Regions from separate parts of the Homo sapiens genome. Here regions 2 and 3 are each linked to region 1. Evidence: chromatin contacts called from ENCODE Hi-C or POLR2A ChIA-PET data. All regions are on one chromosome and are shown on one strand. The core of a region is the stretch at or near the end of the contact, and the rest is flanking DNA. Distances in the headings are between cores, read along the strand shown.

Evidence for each region. A loop is a pair of places that touch in the nucleus more often than their neighbours do. ChIA-PET counts read pairs that join two places held with the same protein, here RNA polymerase II (POLR2A). Pooled maps may share reads with other maps.
Region 2: a map of naive thymus-derived CD4-positive, alpha-beta T cell shows a loop between it and region 1 (12-fold over the local background). The contact joins the promoter of AFDN here to the promoter of THBS2-AS1 in region 1. A Hi-C loop is called at or near these places in 2 of 168 maps with a recorded cell type or tissue (naive thymus-derived CD4-positive, alpha-beta T cell and vagina) and 9 of 50 pooled maps.
Region 3: a loop to region 1 is called in a map of CD8-positive, alpha-beta T cell, with 10 times the contacts of the local background. The contact joins the promoter of TBP here to the promoter of THBS2-AS1 in region 1. A Hi-C loop is called at or near these places in 6 of 168 maps with a recorded cell type or tissue (CD4-positive, alpha-beta T cell, CD8-positive, alpha-beta T cell, heart right ventricle and 1 more), 2 of 37 single-sample maps with no recorded cell type and 18 of 50 pooled maps. POLR2A ChIA-PET finds 5 or more read pairs at or near these places in 2 of 52 experiments (B cell and naive thymus-derived CD8-positive, alpha-beta T cell).

The regions. Positions count from the first base shown.
Region 1 is chr6:169,211,031-169,215,121 of GRCh38, reverse strand. THBS2-AS1 (THBS2 antisense RNA 1) reads right to left here and starts at 1,910. Exons shown (of 3, transcript NR_134621.1): 1 at 1,544-1,910; 2 at 635-948. RefSeq lists a silencer at 1,822-2,171.
Region 2 is chr6:167,824,978-167,829,068 of GRCh38, reverse strand. It overlaps AFDN (afadin, adherens junction formation factor), which reads right to left and starts at 2,158. Exons shown (of 34, transcript NM_001386888.1): 1 at 1,832-2,158. The coding sequence starts at 1,936. It overlaps AFDN-DT (AFDN divergent transcript), which reads left to right and starts at 2,273. Exons shown (of 2, transcript NR_027906.1): 1 at 2,273-3,666. RefSeq lists silencers at 2,006-2,205, 3,120-3,189 and enhancers at 2,356-2,435, 2,466-2,535.
Region 3 is chr6:170,553,119-170,557,209 of GRCh38, reverse strand. It overlaps TBP (TATA-box binding protein), which reads right to left and starts at 2,841. Exons shown (of 8, transcript NM_003194.5): 1 at 2,747-2,841; 2 at 127-328. The coding sequence starts at 180. PSMB1 (proteasome 20S subunit beta 1) reads left to right here and starts at 3,903. Exons shown (of 6, transcript NM_002793.4): 1 at 3,903-4,080. The coding sequence starts at 3,968. RefSeq lists enhancers at 2,571-2,960, 3,771-4,091.

The DNA.
Region 1 (4,091 bases), core at 661-3,160:
AGGGCATCCAGAGAGAAAGGGGAAGAGAGGGAGGGAGAGAGGGAGAGAGGGCATCCAGAGAGAAAGGGGAAGAGAGGGAGGGATGGGGGAGAGAGAAAGAGACAAAGAGACAGAGGGAAAGAGGGGGAGTTGGGGGAGGGAGGAAAAGAGAGCAAGATGAATAAAAACAAGTATACTTGGCTGAAACACGCTGGAGTGAGTCAGACAGTGAAGCAATAAGATATAGGAAAGGCCGTCTGAGGCAACGGGCTGTGAACTGAAGGCCCTGGCTTTGAGTTGTGAAATGAGTGAGTTTTAGTTCATCAATATGGAGGAAAAAGCTAGACCTACATGTGTAAAAAGAAAAGTTTAGAAACAAAATAATGATGGCAGTGATAGTGGCTGGTCTATGGACAGCTACTGGAGGAAGCTCAATGTACATTTTACTCATGAAACAAAAAATACATATAATATGTTGAATAAGGATGCTTAGAAGTCAGGCATTAAAATGAGATACATTTCTCCTGCATTCAGGTTTTGCTGTCATTTATCGAAAAGTTGAGGTTTCCTGACAATCATGTTCCCTGTCGATGGCCTTAGCCACATCAGAATGGTTGTCTCCCAGGATTAATGTGTGGTGCCTTTGTGAGCTCACCTGGGAGGAAGGTGTCCCTGGACCTCGATGACTCCGTGCGAGCACCTGCCCTGTGGCCCTCCATCTCCCTTCTGCGAATCGCTGCCAGCACACCACGGGAGCTCCGCACCTTCCACCGTGGACCGGGAGGGCCGTCGTTCTAGACGCTGATGCTGCTGCTCACAGGGAAAGGTTCGGCCCAGGCCCACGCTCTGAGAGTTGTCTGTACAAGGCTCAACCAACTCGCCCTCAGGGCAGGCACAGGCCTTGGTCGTGTGGAACGAGTCGGTGGGTGAAATAACACATCTTCACTCCCAAGTATCCAAGCGTGGGATCTGTGATTGCCGGGAGGAGAGAAGCCTTCATACCGTGACCAACTCACTGGCTGCTGCGTGTCCCAGCTATAGGCTACATGGGGGCAGAGGGCTCCTTCCGTCATTCCTGGAGGACCAAAATCTTAGGCCAGCTTTGCTCAGTCTGCGTTTCACAAAGTGATGCTTTTGACCATGGAGCAAGTGGTGCCTAGGCCTTGAGGAACGCAGGTGTGGGGTGATCCAGGAGCTGCCACTCCAGCTCCACGGCCACAGCCCTGTGGGCTGCCAATGCCCAAATGGGAGGGCCCTGCTGAGGGCTATCACCCACACGAGGCCCTTAGCCCAGGGCAGGTACCTGCACTGATGCTTCCCACCCTCTTAGTAAAGTCCTTCTGGAGCCACCAGCCTGGGGGCCCAGGGGAGGGGCTGAAGCAAGCTGGGACACTCCTGCTTCGCCCGGGTGTCAGCCCTGTGCCCAGGGGAGTGAGCTGCGGGCCCAGAGCAGCTTGCGGCCCACGCAGCCGGCGTTAGCCTTGGGGACCACGTGGGCATTTGTGAGAGAGGTCCGGGCCCGTGCCCCCCACCCCGTGCAGTCCCACAGGGGCCCCTGACTCACCCTTCCCCAGCCCTTGCTCAGCGGTCCGGCCCCTCTGGCTCCCCTGAGTCTGCGCTTGGCCCCTTGCGGGTGGGGTGAGCGCGGAGCCTCGGCTGTCCCTGCCTCGTGGCCCACCCAGGGCGCCCGCCGCCCCTGCAGCAGTAGCAGGACCTACTGCCAGCTTCTCAGTTCCTGTCTCGGCCTTTTTCAGGCCGTTGAAGACTTTTGCCACTTTTCTGACTTTTTTTTTTTTTTTTTTTTTACCACATAAGGGCTTTTTCAACCCCAAAGCACATCAAATGCAGGATGGGAAGTGATATTCGACTTTCCGGCCTCCAGCGCACACCCCTGACGCGCGCGGACTGCAGGGCTTGGGTCGGGGCGTCCCTGGGAAGCTCAGCCGGTTCAGCCCCGGCGAGCCCCGCCCGCGCGCGTCCCCGAGAGCCGGAGGCCCCGCCGAGCGCATGCCCAGCCCTCCCTGCGCGCCTGCGCCCTCCCTGCGCCCTCTCCTGGGCCCTGACTGTGCTTGAATGACAGCTTCACTGCAGGGTAACCCGGAACCTTCAAAAGGCCGATTCTGCAAACAAAATGGTGTAGAAAGAGGAAGAAAGCATTAGTGCAACAAAACTCGATTGCGCTTCGTTTTATGTACGATTTATTTACTTTTAAAATATTTTTTCTGTTTTTAGATTTATTTTTCTACTGAAAAATTGTTTAGTTATCTTGAGGTGGGACAGAATTCTTCATACGACTTTTCCCATTTAAAAATGTAATTATTTTTAAATATGGCTTTAGGAATAAATTACAGTTGTTAAAATGGAGATACATATTATTTATATTTATGTATTGATTATTGAATGGTATATACGCAAGCAACATACACGTGACTATACATATGCATCATGAATACACAAACCTCCCTTGTCTCAGGCCATACTTATTCTGGATTTTAAAGAAGTGGAAAAGTTGGCAAAGTGTCAGAGAACAAGATCAACACATGGAAATCAGTTGTGCGTCTGTATACCAGACAGAAACAATTTAAAACGGAAGTTAAAAGTACAATACCATTTGCAATAACATACAAAACAATAAAATACCTCGTAATAAATGTAACTTGGGAGGCAGAAGACTTGTACTATGAAAACAGAAAAACAATGCCAAAATAAATTAAAACCTATATAAATGGAAAGACACCCTCGTGTATAGTTTGGAAGATTTAATTCTAATTCATTATAATATCTGTAGTATTCTTGGGTTATATGTGATATTTTGATATCTGTTTAAAATGTGTAATGATAAAGTTAGGGTAATTGGGATACCCATGACCTCATACATTTTTATTCTCTGTATTGAGAACATTACAATTCTTCTAGCTATTTTGATATGTACAATAAACTATTAAGCATAATTTTCCTACTATACTGCATGTGATAGCTCATTCCTTCTGACTGTATTTTTGTACTCCTTAACCAGCTCCCCTTCATCTTCCTCTCCACCATTCCACCCCAGCATCTGGCATCCGCCATCCTGCTCTCAACATCCACAAGACCCACTGTTTTAGCTCCCACATATGAATGAGAACATGCAATATTTGTCTTTCTGTGTCATGCTTATTTTACATAACAGAATGATCTTCAGATCTATCCATCCTGCTGCAAATGACAGGATTTAATTCCTTTTTATGGCTGACTAGTATTCCATTGTGTGCATATACAATATTTTCTTTGTCCTTTCGCCTATTGATGAACACTTAGGTTGATTCGATGTCTTGGCTATTGTGAGTAGTGTTGTAATAAACATGAGAGGGCCGATGTCTCTTTGATATACTGATTTCCTTTCTGTCAGATGCATACCCAGCAGTAAGATTGCTGGACTATACCAAACGTAGTTCTAGTTTAGTTTTTTGAGGAACCCCCATACTGTTTTCCCTAGTGGGTGTACTACTTTACATCCCTACCAACAGTGTATGAGTGTTCCTTTTTTTCCACCTTCTCATCAGCATTTGCTATTTTTTGTCTTTGTGATAATTCTAAATGGGGTCAGATAATATCTTCTTGTGGTTTTGAATTGCATTTCTATAATGACTAGTGATGTTGAGCCTTTTTTCATGTACGTGTTGGCCATTTCTTTTGAGAAATGTCTATTAGGTCTTTTGCCCAGTTTTTAATTGGGTTGTTTGAGTTTCTTATATATTCTGATTACTAATCCCTTGTTGGATGGGTAGTTTGCAAATATTTTCTCCCATTCTGTGGGTTGTCTCTTCACTTCGTTGATTTTTTCCTTTGCTGTGTAGAAGCTTTCTGGCTTGATATAATACTATTTTTCTATTTTTGTTATAGTTGTCTGTAATGTTGAGGTCTTACCAAAAAATCTTTACCCAGATCAATGTCCTGGAATGTTTCTCCGTATTATTTTTTAGTAGTAGTTCTATCGTTTTGGGTCTTGCATTGAAGTCTTTAATCCATTTTGATTTGATGTATGTATATGGTAAAAGAGGGGGGTCTCGATTCATTTTTTTCTGCATGTCTAACTTTCCTGGCAGTATTTATCAAAGAGACTGTCCATTCCC
Region 2 (4,091 bases), core at 909-3,408, 1.4 Mb after region 1:
CTTGTTTTGCTTCAGTGTATGTACAAAGCAAACTTTCACCTACAGTATAACTGAAAAAACAGCTTTCCAAATGACAGGCCAATTTTAAAAACTAGTCATATCACTAAGAAATAAAAAGTTTCAATTGAGTGCTTAAAATAGAATTTAATTAAATCAATGAACTATAATGTTTCTGATTTGAGATTTTTTTAATGCTAACTCAATTCAAAATCCCAAAAAGCTGAATTCTCTTTATTAAACCGAAAAAAGATTCCTTTCCACCAGACTTGAGAAATCTCTCAAAAAAAAAAAAAATCCATTCAAACAAAAAAAAAAAGCTACACACCAAGAAAATGTTTTATGGTCAACTTTTTTTACCTTGTGATAAAAAGAAAAATGAATTCATTATTCTAAAAGAAAACATAATCCTGAAACTAAATTATCATGTCACCTTTCTAAAGATACACTAGTCTATGAACGAACACTTAAGTACATAGTACTAACTCCCTTACTAGAACCTAACTCATAAAATCATTACAGAAGATGAATGAATCAGGAGTAACTTAACATAACATCTATGCTCAAATTGACAACCTGAGCCTAATGGCGTGTGTCAGTATTCAACTCAGTATTAAGACAAATGGCTAGCTACCCACGTCAAGTGCAGTCACAGGTACAGATGAAAACAGAAGAAATAGAGTCCTTCCCATGACTGGCAAAAACTCAAGAAATCAGAGAAGCAATAGTCAAATTCTCTCAAAAACATAAAGTGGAATTTAATGATAAAAGGATTACATTTCGTAAGAATGTTCAAATCTGCCAAACATGTTTTGTTGCCTAGGAGCTAGTATTTTATAGCAAGTATTAACTATAAATTACCTATTACAACAAATCAAAAATAGACGCTATTAAAATGATTTCCTAAACGGGCACAAATATTGAGTGAAATTTTTTTATGCTGGTAAAGTCTGTGCAGCCACCGAATGAACAGAGCGCGGAACCGACCCTTGCGGAGCGATTTACAGGGTTGCTCCCCGACCCTTCACCTCCCTCCCCTCTCCACGGAGCCCTTCCTAGTGGACTTGGACTCAAACATTTTTTTAAAAGCTGCTCGGAACGCTTTCAGCAGCTTTGCTATAAACAACCCCCATTGTTACCAGGCCAGGAGCGAGCGTGATTTCCTCCTCCTCTCAGGGAGCCAGCCTGGGGCCGGCGCCTCCCTCCGGGCAGAGGCCGCCGCAGAGGGCCCTTCCTCGCGGCCCCGAAGGTGGAGAAGGCGCGCCTTTCCTCGGAGGCGTCCGACTCCGGGCCTGTGCCATCAGGCAGCCCGCACCTCCCGAACTTTGTGATACTGACTTTCCCCTCCCAGCTGGCAGCCTGCAAGTTTATGAACCCGAAGCACAGCGCGCGTCACAGGCTCCATCCCGGCCACGGCGAAGGGGCGCCGCGAGCCACAACCGGGCTGCAGGTGGAGGGCGCCGGCCCCGCGCGCCGCCGCGCCCCCCGCGCCGCCGGGGATGAGGCCGGGGCCGCGCCGCGCTCGCGGGGGTGGGGGCGGCGGCCCAGGTGAGCCACCAGGTGAGCGGCCGGAGAGGGGAACAGGTGACTGCCGCGCCCCGCCAGCCCCCGCTCGGCCCGCGCGACCCCGGGATACACCGCGGCAGGGGGACGGGGGCTGCGGGGGACGCCGGGGCCCGCGGTGGGCCTGGGGGAGGGGGAGGGGAGAGAAGGGGCGGAGGGGGGAGGGGGAAAGGAGGGCGGGTCCGCGGCTGGCGGGCGGCGGCGGGGGGGAGGGGCGGGGCGCGGCGCAGCGGGCGGGGGTCGCGCAGGCCCCGCGCCCGGCGGTGCTCACCTCGGTCGGCTGGCTGATCTCGAACAGGTCCAGCCGGTTGGCGTTCCAGTGGTGGATGATGTCGGCCAGCTTCCGCCGCTCCTCGTCACGGCCGCCCGCCGACATGGTCCTGGCCGCGCCTCCTCAGCCGCGCGGGGCCGGGGCCGGAGGACGGGCCGAGGACGACAGGTCCGCGGGGGCCCGGCGCCCCTCGCCACCCCCCGCCGGCCGCCTCCGCCTCCGCGGCTGCCTCCGCCTCCGCGGCCGCGCCGCGTCCTCCGACTTGGCCTCCGCCTGGGGCTCAGTCCGCGCCGCGCCGCGCCGCCTCAGCCCCGCCGGCCGGTGTGCGCCCGGCGCCCGCCGCCCGCCGCCCGCACCCGCCCGCGCCCCGCCCGCCGCCGTGCGCGCCGCCGCCCGCCGTGCGCGCCGCCGCCCCGCGCGGCGCCGCCGCACCTCCGGGCCGCTCCACTAGGTGCTGCTGCCGCGGCCGCCAGGGAGGGAGGTGTCGGAGGGCGGGCCCCGCGCGGTGCTAGGGTTCCGTCTGGACTGGCGGTGGTGGGTCCCAACCGGCGGTACCGGGTTCCTTCCCGACCAGCGGTGCTAGGTTCGGTTCGGACGCGCGCTGCTGGATCTAAATGGGCAGTGCTGGGTCCGATGGGTGGTGCTGTGTTGGGTCCGGACGCGCGGTGCAGAGTCCGGACGGGCGGTGCTGGATCCAAATGGGCGGTGCTGGATCTGGACGGGCGGTGATGGGTCCGATGGGCGGTGCTATGTTCGGTTCGGACGGGCGGTGCTAGGTCTAAATGGGCGCTGCTGGGTCCGATGGGCGGTGCTGCGTTCGGTCCGGACGGGCGGGGACGGGCGGTGCTGGGTCCAAATGGGTGGTGATGGATCTGTGGACGGGCGGTGCTGGTTCCAGACGGGCGGTGCTGGGTCCAGACGGGCGGTGGGTCCGATGGGCGGTGCTAGGTTCGGTTCGGATGGGTGGTGCTAGGTCTAAATGGGCGGCGCCGGATCCGATGGGCGGTGCTGGGTTCGGTCCGGACTGGCGGGTCCGGGTCTGGACGGGCGGTGCTGGATCCAAATGGGGGTGCAGTGCTGGATCTGGACGGGCGGTGCTGGGTCCGAACGGGCGATGGGTCCCATGGGCGGTGCTAGGTTCGGTTCGGACTGGCGGTGCTGGGTCTAAATGGGCGGCGCTGGGTCCGATGGGTGGTACTGGGTCCGGACGGGCGGTTCTGGGTCTGGACGGGCGGTGCAGTATCCAAATGGGCGCTGCTGGGTCCGGACGGGCGGTGCTAGGTTCGGTCCGGACGGGTGGTGCTGGGTCTAAATGGGCGGTGCTAGGCTCAGCAGGGGACCGGTGGGCGTGGCGGCACAGGTACGGAGCGCAGGGCCGGTGGAGCGCCCTCTCCGAAGGGCCCTGCGCTCCCCGCGCTCGCTGCTCCTCCTGCCCGCGCATTGCCCCGGGGCTGCTGCGTGTTTCTTCCAGGGTGATTCCTTTCCGCTGGGTCACTTCAAAGCCGACCTTTTCAAGCTGTTTTCTTCCGCGGAGGACACGTTGTTAGGCTTTGTGTGCATTTCAAGGGTCATGTTTTCTGAACCGCGCTCTGCCGCTCTTGGGGTGTTCGAGCCCCCACACTGCTGTGCGGTGTTCCTCTCACAGAGTGAGGTTGGAGGGTCCCACTCCCTTTGTGTGTCTCCTTAGAAAACGCCTCTTCTCTCAGACACATCGTTATCTGCCAATTCTTCGCAGACGTAGAGAACGGACTGCAGAGTTAATAAACGTCGAGGGGAAGCTTTGATGCGCCCCATTTGGCCCTGAGAGATGCCACGTGATCGTCATTTTAAATCCTGTACGTGTCCCCGTGGACGTGGAAACCTGAAATTAATTTCAGTAGCAAGCTTTGTGAATTGTAGGGATTTTTTTTCATAAGGTGTCTTTTTTGTAATTGCCCCTCCCCTCCCCCACCCTTTGTTTTGGCTGCAGAGCGCCATCTCTGCAGTCTCCCCACGCCGGGTTCAGTCAGGCGAAGTTGCGTTATCTGTGATGTGTTGTAACAAAAAGCGTTTATCTTTGAAACACTAAGGCAAGTAATGAGAAGAGTGAACTATATTTGACAAAGCCTTTTTATTTTTGTCATTACTTTTTTTTCCAATGTGGAAATAATTTTTCTCTCCACCAACTGGATTTCCTCTTTTGCAGACAATTAAAGAATTCTGTCATCCCCACTGGGTTCTGTCTTTTCTACCGCACTTGTCCAGTACAGCTACATAAGGA
Region 3 (4,091 bases), core at 1,592-4,091, 1.3 Mb before region 1:
AAGGCTTAAAAAACATATTAAACCATTTTCAAAAACAGATCATTAAATGCCCTTCCTTGCCTTTTGATACCATCTCTTGCAGTTCAGATTTCCGCCCTCCCTATTCTCTCCCTCCTGCTATATTACCTGAGGGGAGGCCAAGCCCTGAGCGTAAGGTGGCAGGCTGTTGTTCTGATCCATGATGTTCACTTTCTTCTTGGCAAACCAGAAACCCTTGCGCTGGAACTCGTCTCACTATTCAATTTTTTCCTAGAGCATCTCCAGCACACTCTTCTCAGCAACTTCCTCAATTCCTTGGGTTATCTTCACACGCCAAGAAACAGTGATGCTGCTTTGGAAAAAAGTCTAAAGTTTAATTTAAGGATCCAGGTAACCTGTACAGTCCTATAAGCCAGTTCTATGGCTATACAAAACACAAACATGAAAACCAATGAAGCTATTTTGGAATACATTTGTTTTTACCTTATAATCCTAAAGTTTTATTCCTTCCATGTTTCCGGCGATTGCATGTAAAATCGCCAACAAAACAAAAATCATTTTGTTACATGTTTAAATAATCGGAAAATGCTCAAAATCGAGCTGTCATAACCAGCATTAAAAACTTTTGAGGAAAAACACCTAGAGAAAAATAATTCCTAAGCAAAATGTAATATCAGAGCAGAATATTCACTAAGCACTGTATACACAGCACTGTTAGGCAAAGTTTAGATCTTTAAATATTCCAATTTTACATCCTCTACAATGTCTTGGGCAAAAAATTAAGTAAATATCAAATTCAATCCAATATACTTCAGAGTGATCATTTATCAAGCTCCTACTGTAATGAAACTGTTAAAAAAAAAAAAGCCGCACAAAGATAAAGCCCTGAATTTTTATAAATGTAATAACCTTACCTCTTTAGAACACATTAATGCAAACTGTGCCTGTTATCTGACTTTTCTTAAATCATCATCGCTTTACTCACTACACATCTGAAATGAGTTTATAACAACATATTCTCACATAGAACTTAGAGGTCTCAAAGTTACAAATTATATGTCCAAAGATCCTTCAGGCATATGCACTTCAAGCATGTGCTGGTACAGAACAGACACTCAGATATTTGCTGAATGTATGAAAGACTCTGACGATCACTTTGAAAGGGCAAAGGCCCCCAAAGACTATCTATCCTACATACTCATCACTGAAAAACAGACCAAAAAAGAAAGCAAGCTCTGCTTCTGGAAATAAATATATCAGAGATATTTTTTAAAATATACTTTTTTTTTGACAGTTATCCTATAATAACAATAACAGAAGTCCTGCAGATGAGGATATAAAGATAGGAGGATATAGTCCTTGGCATCAAAGTGTTCAATATGAAGGGTATGCAAATAACTACTGTAAAACATAGTATTATAACAGCAGGTATGGTCTAAGCTAAGTTCCTTGAATGCAGAAACCAGCCTACATGTCTTTGTGATCTCTGCATCTAGCACTATGCCTGGAATACAGTATGTGATCATGAATGAGCCCATATACACCCCTGGAAGAGAAGACAATATAGACTAACAGCCAATCACTGTGAAGAGAGCGCAGTGTTTTCACAAAGCAGGGACCATCTAACTTGGGTCTCACAAGGTGAGTAGGAATTTACACATCAGGGCTTCAGACAAAAGAGAAATCAAGCAGAAAGAGACAGATTGAAAAAGCATGCAGTATGCAGGCAACAAGCTTAGTATGACTGTATAGAAGGTCACTGCAGCAGATGAGACAGCACATATTGGTGGGCTCATACTATCAGGAGTTTTCAATGTTATTGCATAGGCAATAATAACAGTTATGGAATTTCGGAAGTGCAGTATGAACAGATCTAATTTGGCAAGACTAGATGAATTTGAGAGGAGTAAAACTGGAGGACGGAAGTTTCGTTTCAGGAATCTAAGGTTGAGGCAAGAGATAATGACGGCAGGATTTAAAGCCATTATAAGTATGATTAGAGATTTATCCAGGACCTTCGGTGGCTTCAGGCCACTTTTTGCAAGTAAGTCTACAGAAGAAACCGCACAGTGATTACTGCACTAATTTATCCTCAGAAAAGAGTTGTTTGCTGGGTATCTTCATCTCCTGGAAATTGAAACATCAAATCCGATATTTTTTGGAGGCAATCAAATTAATTCTGCATAGCCTTCTAGTGTCTGTATAACTAAATGAAGCACAGTCTTTTCACAGAAAAGTCTACCTAGAGATTTGGAAAACCATGATGGCCTGAACCGAGAGACGGGAGACCCTGCAAATAAAGTGGTGTGTATTATATCTTAAGCGCTACCGTGCCCGCTGTCTCAGGCTTCTGACAAAATATTTAAGTCTCAATGTTGGCAGCAAAACAGGCGGGCACAGATCTGGGTGAATCTGCTTCTAACATGGAGAAGAAGCGGATGGCAGGACAGGGCAGGGTAAACTTAGGGTCTTCGATGCAAGGGACTGTCCTGTCCCGCCTGCCGCCGCCCAGCCAGCCAGTAGTACCCTGAGCCCCACAATCGTACGATGGGAAGCTGCCTGCGAAACACAGCAGAGTAGGGCACCAGGCGGGAGTGGCGGCCGAGTGGCCGTTACAGGCCGGAACGGCGGCAGCACGAAAGGGAGGAACGTCCCCCGAGGGGCCTGCACGCGCGCCAATTCCTAGTCTCTTCCCCACCATTGCCCCCAGGCCTCAGTGCAGTGGTGGCCTTCGCCCGAACCGTCAGAAAAGAGTACAATCTGTTACCTGGGTCACTGCAAAGATCACTATGGGCCAGCGGAAGCGAAGTTAAACAGCCGGCGGCCCAGGCGCCCGCCACAGCGAACCTGCCCGACCTCACTGAACCCCTGGCGCGCGTTGATAATGTCACTTCCGCCAGTTCTGCCCTCGGCTTCAGCGAGTTGCTCCCACTAGGGCCGAGGCCATGAGAAGTGTGAGCATAGGTCACTTCCTGTGTTTCCATAGGTAAGGAGGGGCGAAGCTCTTGAGGAGTTCCGGGGCGGGGCCGCCGTGCCACAGCCATCTCTAATTGGCCCTTGCTGGACGTAGGAAAGATCGATTTTTAAATGGCGTGTGTGTGTATATGTGTGAGTGTGTTTTGTTGTTGTTGTTGTTGTTGTTTAAAGCAACTAGCGGCGTTACCTTCGACAAGTTACCTGACCTCTCCCCCGCATTTTTTTTCTGTAAAATTGAATAATGATAACAGTGCTTACCCTTGGGCTGTCGGGAGATTGACAGAGATTGACAGAATCAGTGCCTGAGCAGTGCTTGGCACTCAGTAAGCGCGTCCTCCTTACCTGTCAGCAAGAACGCTAGCTGATCTTCAAGCGTGTAGAATGACAAGGAACACTAAGCAAAACAAACAGCTTGTGTTTACACATGCATTTATATTCAGTTCTGCCACTCCCAGTTCATGCACTGTTGTCACATGGCTCTTTCCGCAGTTGTTTCTTAGTGGGACTTCAGCACGCCTTGATTTTCCCTTCTGTAGTTCATTGTGGCGTAATCATATGTTATACTGCTTGTTTTCTTTGTACTTTTTATTATCAGTGAGGTTGTGAGCTCTTTAAGGATAGGAAATGTTATATACATTTTTTATTAGCCAGGACAATTAACGTTCCCACCGTTATTCGAGTTGCCGTTGCGCCATAGTTCTGACAATTTTTTTGTATGGTCAGACTTAAATTTTTGTCCATTGGGGTGAATTCCAATGTTTTCTTCGAGGGGGAAAAAAACAAAAAACAAACAAAAAAAACCCTTTACATCCCTGTCAGCGCTTTTTGGAATGGGCGGGATTCAACTACCAAAGGGACAAGCCGCCGTGCAGCCCTCCAGGAGCAACGACTAGCGTGAGATAGAGAGGCCGGGAGCGAACTTCAGGAGAAGCCGGAAGTGGCGTAACGTCCGGTCAAGGCAGCCATCTCGCCGTGAGACAGCAAGTGTCGGATCCGCAGGCGCAGCCGTGCGATGTTGTCCTCTACAGCCATGTATTCGGCTCCTGGCAGAGACTTGGGGATGGAACCGCACAGAGCCGCGGGCCCTTTGCAGCTGCGATTTTCGCCCTACGTTTTCAACGGAGGGTAAAAACCCC